2 separate regions of the Mus musculus genome follow, and region 2 is linked to region 1. The links are chromatin loops, found by intact Hi-C in ENCODE. Cell type or tissue: left cerebral cortex. All regions are shown on one strand. Each heading gives the region's core, and the rest is flanking DNA. Links, peaks and the distances in the headings are about the cores only. Region 1 holds the start of Scyl3 (SCY1-like 3 (S. cerevisiae)). Region 2 overlaps Prrc2c (proline-rich coiled-coil 2C).

Region 1 (11,354 bases), core at 2,017-10,016:
GGCTTCACCCACTCAAATGCAAACACCGTTTCTTCCTAAGGAATGGTTATTTCTTCCTTTGAAAGCTAAAATGGAGTAGAACCTCTGAAAACAAGCAGGAACTTTGGTTTATAGCAACATTACTGCCAAAGCTTTCTCTTAACAAATATTGGCTGTAGCTGTAGTTAGACAAAGGCTTACCTAAAACAAGAAGTATATGACAGCTAGCTGAAATAAAATTATGTAAGGAACTGCTCAGGGACAGAGAACTAGTTGCTGATCCCACAAACTATCTGTGGCATCTCTTGTTCCTTCTGCTTGCTTTCTATTCCTCTCAGTGTTACCCAAGTGCCACCACCCAGATGGTGGCCTCAGTCCCCATCAATGAAGGGAGACACACATCACTCACTCTGTCATGAAGGAAGATAAGAGCCAGCAGTATGTCATAGATTCCAGCACAGACTTCTGCAGGAGACAGGGTTTCCAAGGCCACTTCCAGAGGCTGCACTCTCTCAGTGACGAGGTGAATGCCATCTGCTTCCACAGTACAAGATAAAAATCTTAGCAAGCAAGGGTGACGGAGTGTCTTTAAGTGCTTTAAAACACAAATAGAAGAGTTGATGAAGTTAATGTCTCAAACCGGATTAATTACAGCTTCACACACACTGTGATGAAAGCCACGCTTTCCCTGAGGGTCTGTTCAACCTCCCTGTGTTCCCCCAGACTTCAAGAACAAGATATGGTCTACACCTACTGACTTTTCTAAAGGAGCTCATAGTGATGCAGACCATGATTCAATCAAAACAGCCATTAGCTAACACTGAAAACTTCCTGTTCCCACTACAGTAAACACCGAAGAATTCATTCATGCACTCAACTATAGTTTTCTCTCTAGAAACTTTTTGAAGATGTGATTTAGATAATATGCAAAGTAGGTTATCCAAGGAACTACCAAGACATGGCCTTGCTTTAAAAAAAATTGGCTCATTTACTGAATACTATTACAAGATGGGGTCATATGTTTTCTGTGGCTTTTTTTGTTTGTTTGTTTTTTGATGTGTGTATGCTGAGGATGGATCGCGTGCTTAACCGTGTTACTTGAATACTATGACTGAGACATATCATCAGCTCAAGTCATTTTCTTCTAAGCTGTCAATATCCCCTGACATGGAACCAAATAGCAAACTGACTGCACTAATAATCTCAACCAAATGCAGCAGTGACTTTAAGGGGCCAAGGACTTTCTTAGTGGAGCCAAAATGGAGCTCGACCCCCCCGCCCCCAGAAGTCAATGATCCTGTAAGGTCTCTCATCAAGAATCAGAGGCAGGATAAACATTCTTAGAGTAGACATATGAAATCACCTGCCTACCTTTCTCATGATTAAAATCCATTACACTGAGTTCTATGAGGGTCTTTGGCTATAGTGAAAGTATGCTGGAGACAGGACAACTGTTTTTATAACACCAAATCATAAAATACTTCTGCATGTGGCTGTAATAAAGATGCTATTAAGACAACTGCAGCACAGTACCTTGGCAGCCTTGTTAACCTTGTCTTCATTTTCTCGCTTATATACAAACACGGAAGCACATTTCCCATCTTGCAATATGGCGGGATAAACAGCAAGTCCAGATGGTAAGGTAAAAGGAGACTCCCTCAGTGTGTAGCTCTTTAAAGCGCTGTTCTCTGATCCCATCCCTGTTGCCGTGAGGCAGTTCTGCAGCTCCTCCTCAAATCCAAACAGCTCTACAAACAAAGAAGAAAAGGAACTGAGACATTAAATCTCGATCTGCAATATTAGCCAGGCTGGCTAATCCAGGTTTCCTCAATGTGACCACTAACAGGTACCCACTCACTCCTGCAGTGCCCACAACTGCATCTGAGAGTACAAATGGGCAACGAGCAGCAAGTTATCAGGAATGCGTGTTACTTAACAGCTAACAACTTCAGAGAAACTGTATTTTACCAAACAGTCACGTGCAGTTCCTCCCCCAAACCCAATCGTACACAAATATCTATAAAGTTTATAAACTTCTTCAGTTAAAGGTAAGTAGCCTTTAGATAAATACAAACGCCATAATTATGACACAAATCTCTCAACTTTAATTTTCCTTGTACTTGGAAGAAAAGCCACAGATATAATCTATGTAATGCTGCTAAAATCCATGCCTATCACTGAGTTTAAAGTGTGTATAGATGCATACACGTTACTATCGAGAGAATGAGAAGATGTGAGGGCGAGAAGCTATAGAATACTGGCTTTTTCAAAATCTCGGAAGATTATCAAATGCACTGAGCTCAGTTTGTCTCTCAAGACCCACTGTGACAGGCCAAAATGCAGAGAACAGGAGACTGCGGCGTTCAGTCCCAACACACAGACCTGGAGCGCGATTTCTGCACTTGAGACTCTGGGATCAGCTTGCAAAAGCCAGAGGGACAGGACGTTTGTTGTGAGACTCTATTTCCTAGGAAAAGTAAGAGACTTTTCTTGTGCTAATAAAGTCAGAGATTCAGACCATCTTGTTAACACGGTCGCCTAAGTAAGACCCAAACAACAAGGACACCAATGGACAAGCTAACTTGAAAGAGTGAAATCTCACACAACCTCACTCATAGCCAAAGAACTACAGGGACCCAGGGAATGCTGAGAATCAGAGATGTTTTCCTCCAGAGGGAAGGGCTCCCAGCTGGTTAGTCAATACCATGTGCTCAACATTAAGATCACACTTGCTTGCTTGCTTGCACACACACACACAGAGCAAGATGTACTTCTGTATTTAGGAGCACACACACATGCAACAAGAAAAAGACGATGAATTTGAGAGAACAATGGCAAGGAGGATGCACGGGAAGGGCTGGAGGGATGACAGAGAAAGGGGGGAAAATGATATGATTAAGTTTAATTCCAAAAAAAAAAATCATATAAAAAAAGGAATGACAAGGACCAGCCATATTTTACTGGGACAAGAGAAAAGCAATGCATGCAGCCAGAGAAAGAAGCTCTGATCATGGATGCAGTGGTCCCTGGGCGGCGAGGGCCTTCTTCCTGCCTCCTGGCCAAAGAGCAGTCGAGTCACAGCCGGATCTTTAGTATCCACAACCAGAATGAAGGGGCGGACCACTGTCTCCTCTATGGATCTGATGTTTTTCTTTATCACTAGTAGCACATCTGAAGCTGGGGTCACCAGGAGGTGGAGCTGGGGCCCCATGGAAGCAAACACGTGGTAGGCACCAAGGAAGTGAGTGGTCAGTGAGATAATGGTAGGCACAAGCTGGGGGAATGGCTGCTTTATAGAGACACACAGGCATCCTCCATCTTGGCCCTGCCTAGTGCCTGCAGGACGAGCAGCTGGCTTCCAATCCAGTTTTTCCACTGCCTCACTGACTAAGCCTCTAGGTGCTTGCGGCTTCCCTGGTGTGGCTTGAGTGGGCCTACACTCCCTGAGACCAACGGACACTTCTACTCTGACCCCTGCTTCAAACACCAGTGAGAAGAGAGGTATGAGTTAGGGAAGGGTTCATTTGAAAAGTATGTGGACCTAGCCTGCATTTTTGGTTCACTACAAAATAAAAGTTTTCAAAATTAAACAATAAAGGAAAACCACAGCAGGTGAGTATCTTCTTGGCAGAAAAACCAGTTTAATTTCGTTAGTCCTGAAGGGATACTGCGGTCACTGAGATTCATGAGCCACGCTGGCAAAAGGCAGGGGCAATGGGCATTTAGCTTACTGATTTCCAATAGCAGGCCAAATCCTTGTTGGAATATTGGCCCTTAGATTATCTATTAACCCTAACTCAATGTTATAAATACGAACATAATACCTTTAGATTTGCAAAAATACTAGGAAGCTACCAAAACCAGTCATTTTTCACAGTGATAAGTCGCCTATGACCCTAAGGAAGAGCACCTTTAAAAAGGCAAGGCTCAGTTTCTACCGAAGCGAATAGGATGCCCTGTACAGAGCCCCGCGCCCAACACAGCAGGGAAAGGGCGCCGAGGACTGGATTTGAGAACACACAAGGCGGTCACTCTGGTTCTCCCCACGCCTGTATCTAAGAGGCAGGACCGCTGGCACCAGCAGTGTTTTACAACCCTCAGGACGGAGCTGAAAGGAGCTTATGGAAATGCAAGACATAAGGAACACTCCCAACTCCACGGATTTTTTCTTGGTTTGGGAAGTAAGAAGGGGACTATGAAATAGTGCCAGGTAGCTTTGAAAGTCACACGAAGGTAGAAAAGGATATTCTAATATGGCATTTTTACTGACTATACCACTTATACTTTCTATAATGAAACGTCGAGTTGACAGTCTAGGATGTGACTGTACACTTTAATCTATCTATGTCTTCCATCCTTCTCATTTCTTTGGCTTCAGGCGAAGCTTCTGAAGGGTTCCATTTGGTTTGGGAGCAGCACCTTGCCTAGGTATTCAACCACATACCACGTGTGCTCTGGGGGAAGTATGTCCCTTAGTTCTCCCGACAGTAGAGACTCTCTTCGGTTCTAGTTCCCTTCGCTTCAAAGAGCCAAAGGTTATGACTTGCCCGAGAGTCCTAAGGATATGTACTCGTTGGCACTTAGATACTGGGTGACAAATCTTACCAGCGGCCCTGTCTCGGCCACGTATGTTCCCTGTCAGGAACTCAACCGCATTGTGCTAGCTGACAAGCAAAACATGTAGTCTCTGTGGACTAAAAGTACTCCGAGGTGTGACATCAGCTCAGAGCACACACATGTCCCCCAACCCAGCAGCAGCAGCGATCCCAGAACTCAGCAAAAGCGACCTTGGGAGATGTTGTTGTCTTTTCTACACGTGAAGCCCGGGGGCTGAGTGTGGACGCTCGTCGGGGACCCTGCACCGCGCGGCCTTCCCGCTGGACTCCAGGCCCGGTCTCTCGGCCCTCCACCGGCCTCGGCCGGCGGGGCTCACCCGAGACGCCAGGCACAGGGGCACCCCGAACTCCCCGGGGCAGCGCTCAACCGGCCGCCCCGGCTCGCTTCCCGCCCCGCCGTCCAGGCCGCACGGCTCCCGGTTACCTGCGGGCGGCGGGAGGAGGCTGGCGGCTCCGCTCCCTCTTGGCCCGCGGCTGGCTCCGACGCTCAGACCCCGGCTCCTCCACCCACAGACACCCCCGAGGACCCGGCTCCGGCGGCTCTCCGAGGGCCCGGAAGCGGCTCAACAGCCGGGCCTTCAGTTCCTCCGACGCCACCACCGAGGCGCGAACCCGGAACCGAGCTAGAGCGGCCGCACAGGTGCTGCGAGGGCGCGGGCCCGGGTAGGTGTGGGCGCCAGGGGAGCCTGCGCCGCACGCCTGTTCCCGGCAGCCGGCTCTGGCGGCAGGGAAGCCTCTCTGCGTGTGTCTTCAGCCCGACTGCAGGGGCATCCCGGTTTTCATGTTTGGGTTTTTAACCAGCCGCTTTTGAGTTCATTTCCGCCCGAATCCAAAATGGCCACCTCTGGCTTCAGACAAGTAAGGGGGCGGGGAGGAGGAGGAGAGGAGTTTGGGGCTGAGCCAGAACTTTTCCGGTTGTGACTGCCCCCTCAGCATCCTGGCCACCAGGATTGGCCTGCTGTCAGAGAAGATATGTATGTATGTATGTATGTATGTATGTATGTATGTATGTATGTATGTATGTATGTATGTATTTAGTGAAGTCAGAAATCATGGCGATTAACGCTTGAGACTTAATTAAGGCTTAAGGTTTCAGATGGAAAACCTGGAATCATAATTCAGCGAAATAGTACAATTAGAAGGAATGTCACGCAAGACCGGAGAGGACCGGACAGGAGGGAAGAAAGTGAAGAGGAGAAAAGGGGAAGGGAGGAGAGGGGAAATAAGGATGGGGGGGGGGTGTGTGGGAAAGGAACGGAGGAAGAGAAGACTACACCTGTGATAGAATTACCAGCTCCAATATCCGCTGACTTCTTGTTCTCTTCGAAAGTTCACCTTCGTTACAATAACCGAAGACTAAATGATCAACCCATTTGCGTGTGGGAGGTCGCAGCCAGCCTCTGCCTTCCTGGTAAAGAATGTAGATAAAGTAACATCAGCTACCACGTCCTGTAAGGCAAGTCAGAATGAGACCAGGATTGTCTTGATCAATTTATTTTGTGCCTTTCTTTTCCTGGAGGAGTAGAATTGAGCCACTTCAACCAGGGCAAGAAATCCACTGGGAGGATGATGCATTCCTGACTCACATCTATGCTGTATCGTTCGCTCTGGGTGCTTGCTCGCATTCTCATCCATTCTTTGATCACTAATCCTAGTCCAGCTGTGGATGGGATCCTGGGTAGCATGTAGCCTGTTTTCTCAAACACGATGGTCACCTACTCCTCTAAAATTAACACTAGAAGACAGTTCCCTGCTGCATGTGTAAGACATGATTGGAAGGGACACACTCAATACTTCTACCATCTACTCACTTCATTTATCCTGGTGTCACTCAGGTTTCTAAATAAACCATCTCTTACATCTCTGCATTAAGATTCCAGATATTTTTGAGGCCACGGGTTAACTTACACATCTTACCCTCAATAGGGTATGTCAGTCATTCTGTCCAGCGGACATTTGATTCTGTAGGAAAAAGGACCAGTATTGTACAGGCACACACAGATTCAGTTACCCCGCCTGGAGTTGGGTGACAGGTGATATTGCTCAGGTGGCACATGGACACGGGCTGGAGATAAGTAAGCTCTGCCCCTGGCTTGCAGTTCACTGATTAAGCCAGGCTCTCTGTCCAGGGAGCCCCAGAATCCACCTGCCTTTGCTTCCCCAGTGCTGGGCTTCCAGGCATAAGAACTTGGATTCTAATGATCAGACTGAGGTTCCAAGCACCTTACTGACTGAGCCATCTCCTAATGCCCCTCCCCACAAGATTACAGATTATTTGCATATGAGCCTTTGTGAAGATTTTGGGCTCACTAGATTCTTATGCCTTTCAGCCTATTTGACCTATTTTGAAGTTACTCATTTTGGCAATGAAAATTCACTTTTTAACATCCTTAAAAACACCATTAATCTGCATTAGATATGGGAAGGGCATTATCTGTAGTATCTGTCTCTAAGTATGGGTTTCTGATTTAAATCCTCCCAATGCCAATCCAAGCGTGAAATGCTTCTTAGCCTCCAAGTGTACACCAATCACCTCAGAGTTTAAGTGAAGAGAAAATAATAGATGTGTTGAGTAGTCTAGGTCTTGTCAAATGGCCTCAGACCTTAGTACAACTGACCCCATGATGGAAGTACCATCCAGGCTGTAAAACTCAGCATGTAGGCAGCACCACGTGCCAAAACTAAAACAAAGGCCTAATCCACCAAAGTCCCTTGTTCTGGGAAAGTCTCTAAATGAACTAACCTTGCTTTTTAGCTTCTGTAGCTCTGCTTCTGGCTAACTGTTCTTGTTAACAGAACATGGTTTTTCTGCTTAAAAGCTCACCCTGAGAAAGGCTCAGGGCTGCATAGGCATCCTGAACATCCAGTGTAGTTGTTGGCTGTCTAAAAAAAACAAAAAAAACAAAAAAAAAAAAACAAACACCTTTCTGTTGGCTTAAACCCATGTCTGAGCAGTCTTTTTGGAGAATACTCCACAATATTTCTGGATACCTCAAAAGATCCCAGAGACCACACTTCAAGATACCGGGGTGGTGGGATGAGGAGGTGTCTCAGAGACCCTTGGATCAAGGAAGAGTTGGGCTGTCAAGGGGCCCCTAGGGGGACACAAGTGGAGATGCTCCAGCTTCCCAGAGCTGCCTTTGATCACTCACTGCCTAAGGTTTTGGAGGGGTCTCACACCTCTACCGGGAAAGGAAGCAGGTTGCCTTGGTCTATGACCTCCGGAGATAAGTCTGGTCATGGCACATTCTGTTTGGACACACAGGAGAGGTCGACATGTCTGCTGATCCAGTGTCCATGTGATTTGTGACTGGATCCTTTTGTCTGTTCAGGTATATAAATGTGGTGGCTACCCCTTGTTGTCTTTTCTGTCTTTGTCTGTCTGTCTGTCTGTCTGTCTGTCTGTCTCTCTCTCTCTTATGTGTCTTTGTGTGTCTGTGTCTACGTGTTTCTGTCAGTTCTATTTCTCTGTATTCACTAGTGGCTTTCTCTGGTGTAAGAACCTGTAACCCAGGCTTAAGACCTGTACCCCATTCCATTAAGGACCCAAATCCTTTTGACTCTGCCAGGTTACCCAGACAGACAGACAAACAAACAGACAGACAAACAAAACAAAACCAAAAGTCAAAAACCAAACCAAATTTAAAGGCCCCACAACTAACTAACTAACTAACTAACTAACTAACTAACTTTATTTTGGACTCAATATAGAATTATTTGATATAGATTTTTTTAGTTAAATAATATAGATTGATTTAGTTATAACCAACCAACTAACTAACTAACTAACTAACTAACTAACTAGAGTCCACCTGCCCGCTTTAGGAGCAAGGGGCCTTGCTAGTTGCTTTGCTACACTTCTGCTCACAGTCAGGGTTGGTTCCTGTGTGGATGTGGGAGGGGACAGGCCTCTCGTCCAGTGCCCCCTGTCCTCTAAGCAGAATGCAGGAAATAGTTCTCTCCCAGGTAAGCATTTCCTCTCTGTGGCCTGCTCTAAACAGCCCCAGGGAGGAAGAAATGTCCCCCCTGGGCTGAGCCCAAAGGAAAAGAGAAAGTTTCTCTCCTTCCTCTTTTATGATTTGTGTTGCATTTTTAATCAGTGATCCAAAAAATGCACTATTCTGCAAATAAATAAATAAAAATTTTAAAATGAACAAAACTTCCTCTGTACTGGGCAGTGGATTGCTGGAGACCACACAGCCTGGACAAAGTGGACTTTTGTTTCTGCCTAACACTGACCAGGAAGACATTAAATGAATCTCACTAGGCACTTTTTTTAAAAGATTAAACATTTCCTTTGTCACCCAGTTGGCCCCAGATATTAGAAAAAATTATAAAGGTTTTTTCCTTTTTCTTTTCTTTTTTAAAAGTATTAGCAGGTTCCAGTTGCTGTAGGTTGGTCAAAGTGTTTTTAACAATAGAGAACCGATTGTGACAGGACCTTTTGCATGACCTGAAAGCCACTGTCACCTTCTCTTATGATGAGATGTAGTTAGACTTACAAATACCCAGCAAAAATTGTATGTCTCGTGCTCTGTCAGAAGAAACCAACCCCAGCCCCACGCCAGGACCAAGCTCATATAGTTGTTCAACTAACGAGTTCAGCTACCTCTGTCCAGCATAAACAATACCCAGTGACCCTGGAAACAACAAGGGAAATTGCAGTCCATATTGTCTGGCTTGAAGAGACAGGCATCCCGGTACCCTGCCAGTCATTCTCCTGCCCGTGCAGAAATCTGGGGTCTCAGAATCTCACGATTTTAGAGAGACAGTTGTACACTGAAAGATGCATCCCTCAACCTCCCACTGTCAGAGATGAGTCAACCCATCTTTGCTTTTAAGTGGATAGACCCACTTAAAAGGTTACAGTGGGCAATATACCTGCACTAGGTTGCCCCAGGATTTAAAGACACTAAGTACAGACTTCCTGCTCTTCTACCAGAGGTTTCCTGGGAAATGAATTATAAAAGGGACTGCCGTAAGAGTTACAGATCGTTGGTTACAAAATGTTGGCTAAGAAAGCCTAGCTTTATAGAAGATCCCACCAGCCAAGGGGAGGCAAGGAGCCTGTCTCAGAGTAGGTTTGAACTTCAGATCTCAGCTCCAAAGACTAAGAAAGAGGTTTGAGAGTTTGAGATTTGAGAGGTAGGTGCAGCAGGATATTGCTGCCTCTGGATGACAGAGTTTGTGAAAATAGCAAGGCCTCTATACACCTCTATACACCACCACAGTTGTGTGTGTGTGTGTGTGTGTGTTTTGAGGGGTATGGGATGAAGGGCACTGAACCCTTAATCCAGACTGAGATTAAACAAGACAAAAGGGGTTTTAACCTAAACTTTGGGGTCATGGCAACACCCTGTGATATACTTGCCAAAATGACTGGACCCTGTAGCCACAGGTTGTACCCACCTGTCTAAGAGCTGTGGCCGCTACTGCTAACTTAATAAAAGAAAGCAAAGACCTTAAGTATGGATCAAGATCTTATACTCATAGCACTCAGGACATCATTGAGGCCCTCCCCTGAAAAGTATCAGAATGCTGGATTTCTAATGACTGTGTGACCCAGTATCAGGTCCTGCTCCTGCCTCACCATTGAGTCAGGTTTGAGCAACCCACCACCATCAACCCTGCTACCCTCTTGGCTGATGGCAACCCACAGGTACTCATCTGCGATTGTCACGAGATAAAATATGAAATCAGGCACATGGGATTTGCAATAGTTAGTTTAGCCTAAATGATTTGGGCCCAAGCCGGGTATCTCAGGCCCAGAAAGCAGATGGTCTTTGGGGTCTCAGATGGGGAAAAGAAAACTCAACCACCATATACACGGACCATCAGAACTACTGGGTATGTGCATGGTATGGTCTATTTAGAGAAAGGGCTTTCCATTGCTGGAAAAAATATTAGAAATTCTTGGCTCTCCAAGAGGCTAATTGGCTTCTCCTACTAATTGCTGTCCTCCACTGCTGGGTTTTTAACCTGGCCGCCTGATCAAGGGCCCTGTGACTGGTGGGGCCTGTTGATGTTCTGGTGACATAACCATAATCTAGACTTCCAAGACTCCATGATAAACAAAAATTGGACAGTTCAAACCCACAGGTTGCTGGGCTCCCACACCAGAGGGAAAGACCATTCTCCTAGAAACATCCGGCGGGGCTGTGGTGACATTCTCCAGGCTACGCATGTGGGGTCCACAGACTTTCTGAGCGGCTCAGACTGAGGTATGGCTATCATAGGATGTCTCAGCCAGATGCCATCATTATGCTCAAGTGAATCCAAAATAGAGCGCGCTTATCCTGGAAGGTGTCCAAATGAGAGACCAACCCCCCCACACACTCTGGGAACACTGACTTTACCAACCTCCAGTCTGCTGGGAGAGGATACAAGCTTGTCTTTATAGATAGCTTTTCTGGGCAGAGAGAAGTGTTCTTCACGGAGACTGAAACTGCTCAAATAGTAGCTTAAAAATCTCCAGGAACTGGTCGCCTGATTTAGTGTTCCCCCAGTAATGGTGTCAAACAGTAACCTGGCTTTTGTAGCCAAAACCTCTCAACTAAAATAGGTAAGCTTTAGACACAGATTGAAAACTTCACTGTGCATATAGACCTCAGAGTTCTAGCCAGATTAAAAAAAACAAAAACAAAAACAGGACATTAAAAGAAACTCTAACAAAACTCTCATGAAAGTCCAACAAAAGATGGATAGGCCTCCTTCCTTTGCTTGGTCTTCAACCCACTGTGCCCTGTATAGGGAGGGATT
Region 2 (11,354 bases), core at 1,272-9,271, 1.2 Mb after region 1:
ACAATAGTACTGCTGTAACTGTAGAGCTTGTTGGAAATGTATAATTACATCTGATTTAATCTGTAAGTCAAAATTTGTAAGGTATCCAGGTATCTTCTTTGTAAATAATAGGTGATCCTTTTGTCCTTATCTTTGCCCTGTTCATTCCCTATTCCCTTCCCTCTTCTCCATATGCATGTATCTGCCTCAGCCTCCCATGGCTTGGGATTATAGGCATATGCTACTGTGCCTAGCTGTCCATATCCATATACACACATACTATCTATCTAGAGAGATTGGTTTGTTTTGGTTTTAACATATTTTCCCCATTGTGTAAGATCTACCCATTTTTATTTTTATTTTTTTAATATACTTTTGTTTGTATTCCATGATTCTTTGCTTTCTGGACTCAAAATGAAATATTTTGGATAATGAAGGTTACTTTATGTGCATTATAAAGCATAAAATAAAAAAAGAAATAAATTTTTGAGACACATGTAAATGTTTTAGCTTCATGTTGTCATCATGAAACATTTCAACAGACTATATCTATGAGATTCCTCTAGCAAAATTTTATAGGTTTATATTTTAATGTTATATACATTGCATTTTACATTTTAACCTATTTCTTGTCAATATTCCTTGTCAAACTTACATATATCATAAATTTTTGTTTAACCTTTATAACATAATCAATTACTCATTAAAATTGGATCAGCTCCACTATTTCTTCAGTTAGTTACATTTTGACCCAAAAGTTATCTATTGTCTCCTAATAAATGTGGCAGCTTGAGTCAACAAACTGAACCCAACACATGACCTCCCACCATTTCTGAAGGAATCCAAAAGAGGCCTGGTTAAACGTTGTGACTAAAGGATTCTCTCAAAGCCCCCTTTGCTGTTACTGTTCATGACGTGCCTTCCCCAAAATACGTGATGGGGAGAGGCTAATATGAAAGAGTGGACTGTTTTCTAGAAGGGGGATATTTGTCTCTTAATAGTCTGTTCAGGATTTCCTTAAAACCAGAGTGGTTTTACTTGATTAAAGATGTAAACAAGATAATGTCACTGAATCTGCTCCTCTGGTCCCATGTAATTAGTAAGAGTTGACTAAAGTAAATGGATGTGAACATCCCCCATCAGCTTTTCTGAGTTGTATAGAATTTCACTTATCTTCCTTCCTTCCCTCTAGATGCCTACCTGACAGTCCAAGTGAGAATAGTGGTTTTTGAACCACTACAGAAACACTGACAAAGCTTTATACAAGCGCTGATAACCCTCCTTTCATGGGTTGTCATGGCTGCCTGACATAGAGCCTTTCTGCTTCACAATCTATGACTCTAGTCTGCATTACAAGACAGCAAATCCCCACTCTTACTGTACTTGGTGGCATTTTCTTAAAATATGCTAAGCTTGCTGTTGCTGTTATGTTACTAATATTTTCTTAATCCTTTTTGTCCTCCATCCCAGATGTTGCTTGCTGGAGAGATGGTGGTAAGTCTGCTGGGTCACCTTCCTCTGATCAGGATGAAAAGCAACTTGGCCAGGATGAAAGCACGGCTATAACATCAGAACAAAATGATATTCTCAAAGTGGTAGAAAAGAGAATAGCTTGTGGTCCTCCACAGGCCAAACTGAATGGACAGCAACCTGCACTTGCTTCTCAGTATAGAGCTATGATGCCTCCATATGTGAGTATTGCTAAACATGGCAATCAGTCAAAAGAATATTCTACTCTGGGACTCAAGAAATGGGGAAGATGTAGATCTTTGGTCTCAATAGCATCTAACTAAAGTCTGATTGTGAGAATAGTGAGGTAAACAAGTCACATGCCTCAGTAGCACAAGTAGCTTTATCATGTTAGACCACATATTTTTACAGCATATTAAGTCCCTGCTCTTAGGAGCCAAAAGCAGGTTGAACACTATGAGTTTGAGGCCAGCAGGACTACGTAGTGTGTGAGACCTTGTCTCAAAAGTAAACATAAGCACAAATGTTAATTGCAGTATCACAACTTTTAATTATTGTGGAAATAAAATTTTAGTTTACCAGTTCTTTGTGTTAATGAGTATTTTATATTACAGATTTAAAATTTTTTTTAAGATAAGTTCATTGGGTTTGCTAAATTGCCCAACTGATAGTTCATGGCCAATAACAAAGAGCCTAAAGGTTAAGAATTGTTTGAATTCTAATTATGTTTTTAAATCTACATTTTGCTTTTTTGTGAGACAAGGTCTCGTGAGTAGTTCAAGTAGGCTTCAAGATTAGTCCTGTCCCAGGCTATTGAGTGCTGAAGTTAGGGACATGCATGCTCTATTATGCCTACCTCAATTAAGTTTTACAGAAGAGTAGTGGTAAATGCCATTCTCCAGTCCTGGATACAGTATTTCATTTGTGGATATTTTTGGTTGTGTTTTAAAAGGAGAAAACATGGGAAAATACATAGCTCCATTAAGGTGGCTAAAATTAAAAAAAAATGAATTCTTAAATGGTAGGTCATTGTTAGGATCGAGGTAATGACTGATATTTCTTAGGGGTCTCATTCCTTCCCTGTGTGTAGACGCCTCTGTGCAGTTCTTTTCTTTCTTTCACTTATTTGTGTCAAGTTGCTTGTGCTTTGTTCCTTCTCTCTGCCATGTCTTAACTGTGCCAGAAAAGCAAAGGAAATTAAGTATTTTTTAAAGGTGGGAGGTTATAGTTCATTGTGTTTGAGGCCATGACCTTAACTCCCCCACAGTGCTGAAGGATGATATCCTAAGAAGTATGAGAGCATGACTTTTTTTAAAAAAAGTAAGGAAAACTTTATAAACTGACCCGGTCAGTTTGGGCCTAATTTTCAAATTGTGCTTGTAGATTTTTGAGCTTCCAGGTGTGGATATTGGAAGGCGCATCAAAGCAAAGGGCAGAGAAGGCTTCAGTACCAGCTGCTTCTATCAAGCCAGTCACCCAGTCTACACCACAAGTAGATACTGAGTGGTTAGAGATAGTTTCTGCAGTTAATGTTATGGCAAACTCCGAATTTTAAGCTATACACCTCATAGAATTAACATGTCTGAATAATTTAAAGGGGGAGCTAACGTAAACTAAAGACTGCATCCATTTTTACTCCTTTCGCTATAGTGCTGTAGCCAATGCCCACAGATTTCCTCAATACTTGATAGTTGACCTTGAGCTGGTGTTTAATTCAACCTAGTTTCAGCCCTGTGTGGTAGGAATGGCCCCTTTAGACATTACAGTCACACAAAAAGTCCTTTCTAAGTGTGATTTCCTTACCTAAAAAGATTTTTTTGTTGTTTTTTATTTTTTTGTTTTTGTAAGACCTTTTTCAGCAGAAGCAAAATTATTTCAGGCTTATGTGTCTGTAAATGAATAAATGTGTTGAGACTGTCTCCATCCAGATCATAGCTGAGTCCTTCAGTTACCAGGGTTTGCATAATCTGCCCCCACCCACTTTTAGGCTTACCTTTTTCCTTGACTGGATTTTTTTTAGTACTTAATTCATGTCATCTCTAGAGAAACTTGACTAAGAGCACATTTTCTATGCCATTCTTAACATCTGTCTGTTATCTGAAGTGATTTCCTCTTTATCATTGTTTTTCTAGTTGGTTTACGGATTTGTGGTTTTTACAGTTTGTGTCATTACATAAGTTAATTATATTAATGTGATATGGAGGTTCTTCAGTGTCTTAGTTAGGTTTTTGTTAGTATTTCTAGAGGTGGGGGTGTGAAAACATATGTCTTTAAGACAGGCAGATCCCCTGAGTTCACAACTAGCTGTTTTAGAGCAAACTGTAGGCCAGCCAAGGCTACATAGTGAGATCCCTGCCTTAAAAACAAAAAAAAGACTTCCTGGAATCACTTTTCTGTAAATGGTTTTTTAGTGAGGATGAGTGGTGGTCTATACTAGCAGACAAAGTTGAATATTCATATTATTTGCATCAACCATTCATACCTCATTACATTTTAAGAGCTACTCAAACTGAACTTGTGTATCATAAGTTACTTTTTTTATCATCCAGATGTTTCAGCAGTACCCAAGGATGGCATATCCTCCTCTACATGGTCCCATGAGGTTCCCACCTTCATTATCAGAAGCAAACAAGTAAGACTTAGACAAAGCCTACAGGGGATATGTGCTTTAAGATTTTTTTTTTAACATTGAGGGTTCGCTCTCAAAAGTATAATTATTTACCTCTTGTAAGCTAAAACTAAAATAGTAGCTAGGCGAGAGGGAGGGAGGGAGGGAGGGAGAGAGAGAGAGAGAGAGAGAGAGAGAGAGAGATCGATTCTGTCTCAGAAATCAAAAACAAAACCCGAAATAGTTGAGTATTTTAAAAATGTAATTGGCATAAATTTTTGAAAACAGGAAATCATGATTCTAAAACTAGTGATAATTCTTTTTCTTACTCTCCTCTTACTGTAGAAATTTTAGGATCCTTTTTAATGGTTCTAATTACTTATTTTGAAATGAAAAGAATTGAACTATTTAAGCTACTAAGTATATTTTAATGATTTCTTTATACTCATGTCATTCCAGGGTATATTTTGCTATAGAAAAAATTAATATCAAATTGAAATGAACTAAATTCCAATGTTTTAATACTCTCAAGTCAATATAACTAAAACCTGTGCATTTTTTCCTCTGCTCTCCCGTTGATTAGAAGCCTTCGAGGAAGAGGCCCTCCTCCTTCTTGGGCTTCTGAACCTGAACGCCCATCCATCCTTAGTGCATCCGAACTGAAGGAGCTCGATAAATTTGATAACCTAGATGCTGAAGCAGATGAAGGTTGGGCAGGTGAGGAACAGTTCATGAAACACTTGAAACTGCCTGGGGTTTAGTTTGACACAGTTAGTGGTGTGTTTATGAACTCACTCCATCTATGCTTTCCTTCATTTACCAGGTGCTCAGATGGAAGTAGATTACACAGAACAGCTGAACTTCAGTGATGATGATGAGCAAGGAAGTACTAGTCCTAAAGAGAGCAGCAGGTAAATTTGTGACAGTCTTGCTATTGATAGCGTGACTTTGTTGATAGAACATGAGCTGTTGGTACAAAGATGCTTCATTCATACGGTTTTTGTTTTTTTTGTTTTGTTTTTTTTTTTTACTACAGATTTTCTTTATTTTTCTTAGCTTACTTAATTGCTTCAGGATCTTGTTTTATTTATTTATTCATTATTTGTTATTCCCTAAAAGCTTATTGGCAAACAGCATTAGAGATTTGGGAAATGGAGCTTTTTAATCTCTGTTACTTATTGAAGGGCATCCAAGTAAGGAATATATGGGCTAATGTGTAAGAAACATTGGGCTTTTACGTGCCCAATTTGTAGTTTTCTCAGGCATGGCATTATAGTATGCTATAGTTTCATGATTGGTCGGTCATCTCTGAGATACCTGATATGTTGAGGTTATTTTATATCTGTCTATCTATATACATACATACATACATATATACATACACTAATATATCTTTTGAACCAGAGTAAATTAGAATATAGTCAATAATATTTTCTTTTTTTTTTGTTTTTCATGACAGGGTTTCTCTATGTAGCCCTGGCTGTCCTGGAACTCACTTTGTAGACCAGGCTGGCCTCGAACTCAGAAATCCACCTGCCTCTGCCTCCCGAGTGCTGGAATAATATTTTCAGTATCACTTATTTATATTTAGGTGACATCTTGAGAGGACAGGCAAGAAAAAAAAGTGTATTAGATTCATTTACATCACAGATGAGTATCCAATTTGAGCAGCTGCTATACTGCTATTTTAGTTATTACACTTTGACAGTGTGAACTAAATACTCCCCAAAACACTACAGAAACATCTCAGTATTAACATCACTGAGTCACAAACCTGTCAGTGATTGCTTTATACATTTTCTTCCCTTGAAATTATATGGAAAACTACCCCCCCCCCCCAGAGGAAAAGTCATTCACTTGTTCACATAATTTCTGTTTCTTTGTTCCTTTCCTCTTCTCCATTTTGGTTCTTCAGTGAGGATCAAACTGCAAAAACACCTGAAAGCACAGAAAACCGAAAAGAAGTAGATGAAGCTTCCAGCACTAAATCATCTTCTCAGATACCTGCTCAGCCTCCAGTCACAAAAAGTCCTTATGGGAAGGGACCACCATTTAATCAGGTTTGTTGGGCCTGTACAGGTCCTTATCATTACCAATAGTTTGGATGAGTTGATCTTAGAACCAAAATTGGAGTGACTTGAGAAAGGGGTTTTTGTGTGATTTGCAGGCAGGCAGTGGGTGCTGGTTGTAGTTTTGAGCTGGATTCACACATAAGATCCTCCTGCCTCTCCTCTGGGTGCTGAACTGTCAGGCATGTGATGTATAGTACTTGACTGAGGCTGTGTATTTTTTTGCTGCTTTTATTGCCTGTTAAATGAAATTACTGATATGGCTACTAAAATTAATTGTCAAGCCAAAACTGAAGATTAAATCAGGTCAAAGTAGAGGAATATTTTCTCAAAATAAACAAGGCGCTTTACCATCTACTGAATGTCTTCTACATCGTGCTACTTGCATGGGAAAGAATACACTGTAGAGAAATCTTAACATGAAGAAAATGGAGACTTACAATACCTGGTTATTGTGGAAAAGATAGCAAAAGGAGAGAAATATATGGGGAGCATATATTTTGATCTCATGAGTTGAGATGGTATAGCAGTAGCTACATTACAAACTGAAAGAGGCTGTAATTATCTAGGTGGTTTTTGCGTTTGTACAAAACAGATGGAAGAACATAACTGTTAGTAAGCTATAGGGAGCAAACTGGCAGTCTTTGAAAGGGAAAGGAAATTTTCCACTCTTTGTAGTAGGTTTGCTTGTTACCATACTGATATGGCTGTGTGGTTCTGTAAAAAGTGATTTTACAGTCACTGATTAACTTCTAAAATGAAGACAGGCCCAATAGGTTGACTTTGAACAGGTTTGTGTTCTCGTTGAGAAAATTAGTACACTGACTGTGGTCATAAATGTGTGGGGTAAATTTTTAAATCTCTTGGTCTTCATAGGAACGTGGCCCATCTTCACACTTGCCACCACCTCCCAAGTTGCTTGCACAACAGGTAAATTTTAAATAAGTGTTGATGTATACTCTGTATTTGGCTTTGTGAAGTTTTCTTCTGTTGGAATGATGCTTTTATGTTTATAACTTTCATTAACCAGTTGTACATTGTTCAGTGTGGCTTTTGCATGTTTTTCTTCTAGTTCATCCTTCTTACCTAACAAGCGCACTGAGTACCTCACTAAGGAAGGAAGCACAGAGCTGATGTCGGGCACTTTCACACTTGTAGTCTTCCTTCCTTGTTCCCTGACGGCAGGCAGTCCTGCCACTTACTGTCTATAGAGTGCAATACCCTGCTCTTCATTCTTTTTCATCATCTGCTCTATGTCTTTGTTCTCCATCATAGCAAAATTCTTTTAGTAAGTTGAGCTTAGCTGGATGACTCATAAATTTACCATCACTCCCAGGAGTGCTGCATGAACACACGTACACATCTATTGCCTCTTCTAATAAATTTGATTTCCAAGTATTAATCTAACAGAGAACTTGTACTAGACTATGCCAAGAAAAAAAAAAACAATGATAATAATAATAGTATGGCACCTAACTCAGTAAAAAGGATTTTTAGCTTCACAAAGAAAATCTGTGACTGTGGTCTAGGGAGATAGCCCAGTAAGAACCTGCGATACAAACATGAGCATAAGAATATCCACATAGACGAGAATCACACATGTTTGTGGTGTGCACAATAATGAACAACAATGACACTTTAACTTAAACAGTATTGCCTGACATTTTTTAACCTCTGTACGCTTATATATGTAATGAACACATTCATTTATATAAAAACCATATATACACACATTCACAAAGAAAAATATGAGTGGCCAGTAAGCACATGTGCTATCTAATAACCATGGTAATGCAAATTTAAATCGCGGTAATACTCTTTCTTTGCATCCATCATTGCCCTATAGTAATAACATATAGGATAGCGTGCATGCTTGAACAGTATAGGAAGGCAGCTTGGCAGTTTCCTGTTAAGGAAACATAATTGAGAGGGTCACTATCACCTGTTTATTCAAGAGGAATGAAAATATGCAGATGTGTGCCTTTATACCACAGGATACATATCTGTCATTGTTCTTGTACCTTGGACTACTAAACGGCAGTGAAATGGTGTAAGCCACCACAAAATAGCCTCCACAGTATTGTAGTGAGCCAGAGAGAATAGCACAAGAGATTCGTCTGCATCAGCACAATTCTAGCACAGGAAAAACAGTGTTAGGGTTGAGATATGTGAAGGTAAAAAGAGCAGGAGTGATGTGATGCAGCTGAGCTTGGTGTGTATCCCATCCTCATGGGAAGTCTTTCTATCCGTTGCCATGGTATACATTTACTTACTGGTATTTGATTTCACTATGCTGCTATTTTTCTTTTTTTGGAATTCTAACTGGGCAATATAGGAATCTCCATCCTTCTTTATCCTGGTGACTTTTCACTTCTCTATGTTGAAAATCTTGTGTTTTGTTTCTTTATGATTTAGCACTTTGTGTACTTTCTCTCTTATTTTTGGTGTTTTTAGCAGTGTTGTTAAACTCTGTCATCGTTTGAAAATGTTAATGAAAATAATATCAGTTACATGAACTAAAATCTTCATTGTGTTCTGGATACAGTGTAAATCTCTCTTTCCAGACGTAGTTTTGAAATTTCCTTCAAGGCCGTTTCTCTAGCAGCCATCTTGTCCCTTGCTTCTTACTCTGCAGCTTCCTTGTTCGTCTCCTTGGTACCCATGAGCTGTCATTTTACATATTTGGGCCTTGATTTTTCTCCCTGAGGAATTCCCCTTCTAAGGCATTCTGTCTGCAAGCTACTACTACTAAAACATGCACTTAAATTTCTATTATCTCTAAACTGATCTTTTATCTTAGTATAACTGAGTGAGCAATAATGCCTAACACAGTGAATGGGTATTTCTTCACTTGGTGTTTGACGTTCCAATTAATTTTTCCCTTCCTAATTTAGTATATTGTCTAGACTTACTATTTAAGAGTCTTTATGCACATACCAGAGGTCAAAGTTCAAGTTTGGGAAGTCAGTTCTCTACTTCTACAGTGTGGGACCTGGGGTTAAACTCAGGCTGTCTAAATTGTCAACAGATTACTTCTATCCTCCATCACCATCTTGCTGGCCCTTTTTCTTTTCATTGTCTTGTTTATGCTTTAACAGAATCTCTTCCTTCTTTCTTTTTCCTTCTTTTTGACCCTTCCCATCTCTCCATATTTATGGCACACAATATCAGTCCCAGAAAGTGATCAGGGTGATGATGGCTCAGGTGTTAGGGGTGCTTGCTGCCAAGCTTGACAACCTGAGTTCACTCTAATGAGATTCCATATAATGGAATGATAAGAGAGCTGACTCCTACAGGTTGTTCTCTGATTTTCACATGTGCACACATGCACACACACATAGACATAAAAACAAATTATTTCGAATACCAAGTTCTTATCTTCATCTGGTCTCTTACTCCTTCAGCATCCCCCACCTCCAGATCGACAAATACCTGGAAGACAAGGCCCCTTTCCCTCCAAGCCTCCAGTACCTGATAACGATGAAATATGGAAGCAAAGACGAAAACAACAGTCTGAAATATCTGCAGCAGTAGAGCGTGCTCGTAAACGCCGTGAGGAGGAAGAGCGAAGGATGGAGGAACAGAGGAAGGCAGCGTGCGCAGAGAAATTGAAGCAGCTGGATGAGAAGCTCGGGATCATAGAAAAGCAGCCATCTCCAGAGGAACTTAGAGAAAGGGAGAGAGAGAAGGAGCGGGAGAGAGAACTTGAAAAAGAGAAAGAGCGGGAGCTTGAGAAAGAGCAGGAAAAGCAGAGGGAAATGGAGAGGGCAAGACAGCAAGAGAAAGAGTTAGAACAACAGAGAGAAAAGGAGCAGGAACTACAAAGGCTGAGAGAACAGGAAAAGGAGGGCGAGCCAAAGGAACAGGAAAAAGAGGAAAAAGTTGAACCCCAAGAGCCTGTTGTAGAGCCTGCGACAGAAAACCAAGAAAGTGAAAACAACTGCAAGAAAGGTATGGTGCCCCACCCACATTTCATAGTTAATTATGCATTCTCCTTAGTTGTTAATGGTGGAGAGGTGAAGGCAGGGCCTTGCATGTATACTTGTGATGCATCATCCTCTAGGACAGATGGACAGATGGAACAAGTTTTCCTCAGGATAAAAACAGTAAACAGGTCCTTGACATAGCCCTGACTGGCCTGAAATTGCACTGTAGAGCAGGCCGGCCTCAAACTCAGAAATCTGACTGCCTCTGCCTCCCGAGGTGCTGGGGTTAAAGGCGTGTGCAGCTACACTTGATTGTCCTCTTCCCAGGTATAGATCATATCATGTAAATACTGAGTGTTAACATAAATATTTATTGAAATAAATGAGAAGTATTAGGACCTTGGGTTTTTGTCAAGTAAATACATATGTGTGTAAGTGAAGGATTTGGATCTGTGTTCTCCTTAGAGTCCAGGTTTATAAGAATCTGTTGATAGTTTAGTGATATGTTATTGATGTTTTTCATATTGGGTTACAAAGTGATGATTTGGAGTATTATGGAGATCCTTTTTCCTCTTTAACAGCATGTTTGATAGGATTATTTTTTACTGTTTCTTTGAGCAGAAGAAGAACCAATTTTCACTAGGCAGGACAGCAATCGCAGTGAAAAGGAGACCACACAAGTGGTACAAGAAGCAGAACCTGAATCGGGGGCTCAACCTCGACCTGGCTATTTCAAACAGTTTCAGAAATCATTGCCACCACGATTTCAGCGTCAGCAGGTAATACTACTAAAACCAAAAATACTTTACCTCATATATGGGATTGGAAATAGATATCTTATCTTTCAGGATCTGATAATATAATATAAAACAAAATACATAAAGCATAGGAACTTACCTTAGTTCCTTTTTTCTTTGTAGTACACTTGTTGAGAATTGGTTGTTGAGAAGTTAGTTGACTTTCTCTATCATGTCTTTTTTGTCTTAAGCTTTACTCATAGACACATCTTCTACTTCTAGGAAATGATGAGATGCTTATGTGAATTATAAGAAATTACTGTAACTTATTTGGTCTTTTGCCAACTCTGTGCTGATTGTTTTTATCTTTAAATTTCCCAAACACCTTTGTTTTCAAATACGGTTACACTAATTAATTATAGAATAGAAATGTCAGTAAGTGTGATTTTGGTTTTCCAGGAGCAGATGAAACAGCAACAGTGGCAGCAGCAGCAGCAGCAGCAGCAGCAAGGTGTGCTTCCACAGACTGTGCCCTCACAGCCGTCTAATGGTTCAGTCCCTCCTC

What was found. Peaks named below come from ENCODE experiments on the same cell type or tissue, not always from the same donor. Only the 100,000 strongest peaks of a DNase experiment are listed, where the experiment ranks them.
Region 2: it touches region 1 in a loop (4-fold over the local background); 10 of 42 quality-filtered maps call a loop at or near these places.

The regions. Positions count from the first base shown.
Region 1 is chr1:163,923,852-163,935,205 of GRCm38, reverse strand. It overlaps Scyl3 (SCY1-like 3 (S. cerevisiae)), which reads right to left and starts at 5,441. Exons shown (of 14, transcript NM_028776.5): 1 at 5,020-5,441; 2 at 1,513-1,727; 3 at 389-574. The coding sequence starts at 1,677. In left cerebral cortex, for the core only: no CTCF peak of the experiment used is centred there; DNase peaks (open chromatin) are centred at 4,678, 5,234, 5,431, 6,155 and 1 more place; H3K4me3 peaks cover 2,397 bases; H3K27ac peaks cover 1,585 bases.
Region 2 is chr1:162,709,006-162,720,359 of GRCm38, reverse strand. It overlaps Prrc2c (proline-rich coiled-coil 2C), which reads left to right. Exons shown (of 35, transcript NM_001081290.1): 6 at 1,450-1,670; 7 at 3,999-4,081; 8 at 4,641-4,774; 9 at 4,881-4,968; 10 at 5,973-6,117; 11 at 7,003-7,056; 12 at 9,531-10,077; 13 at 10,674-10,831; 14 at 11,249-11,354. Among named protein-coding and RNA genes, the nearest start is that of Prrc2c, 26 kb to the left of the region's middle. In left cerebral cortex, for the core only: no CTCF peak of the experiment used is centred there; no DNase peak of the experiment used is centred there.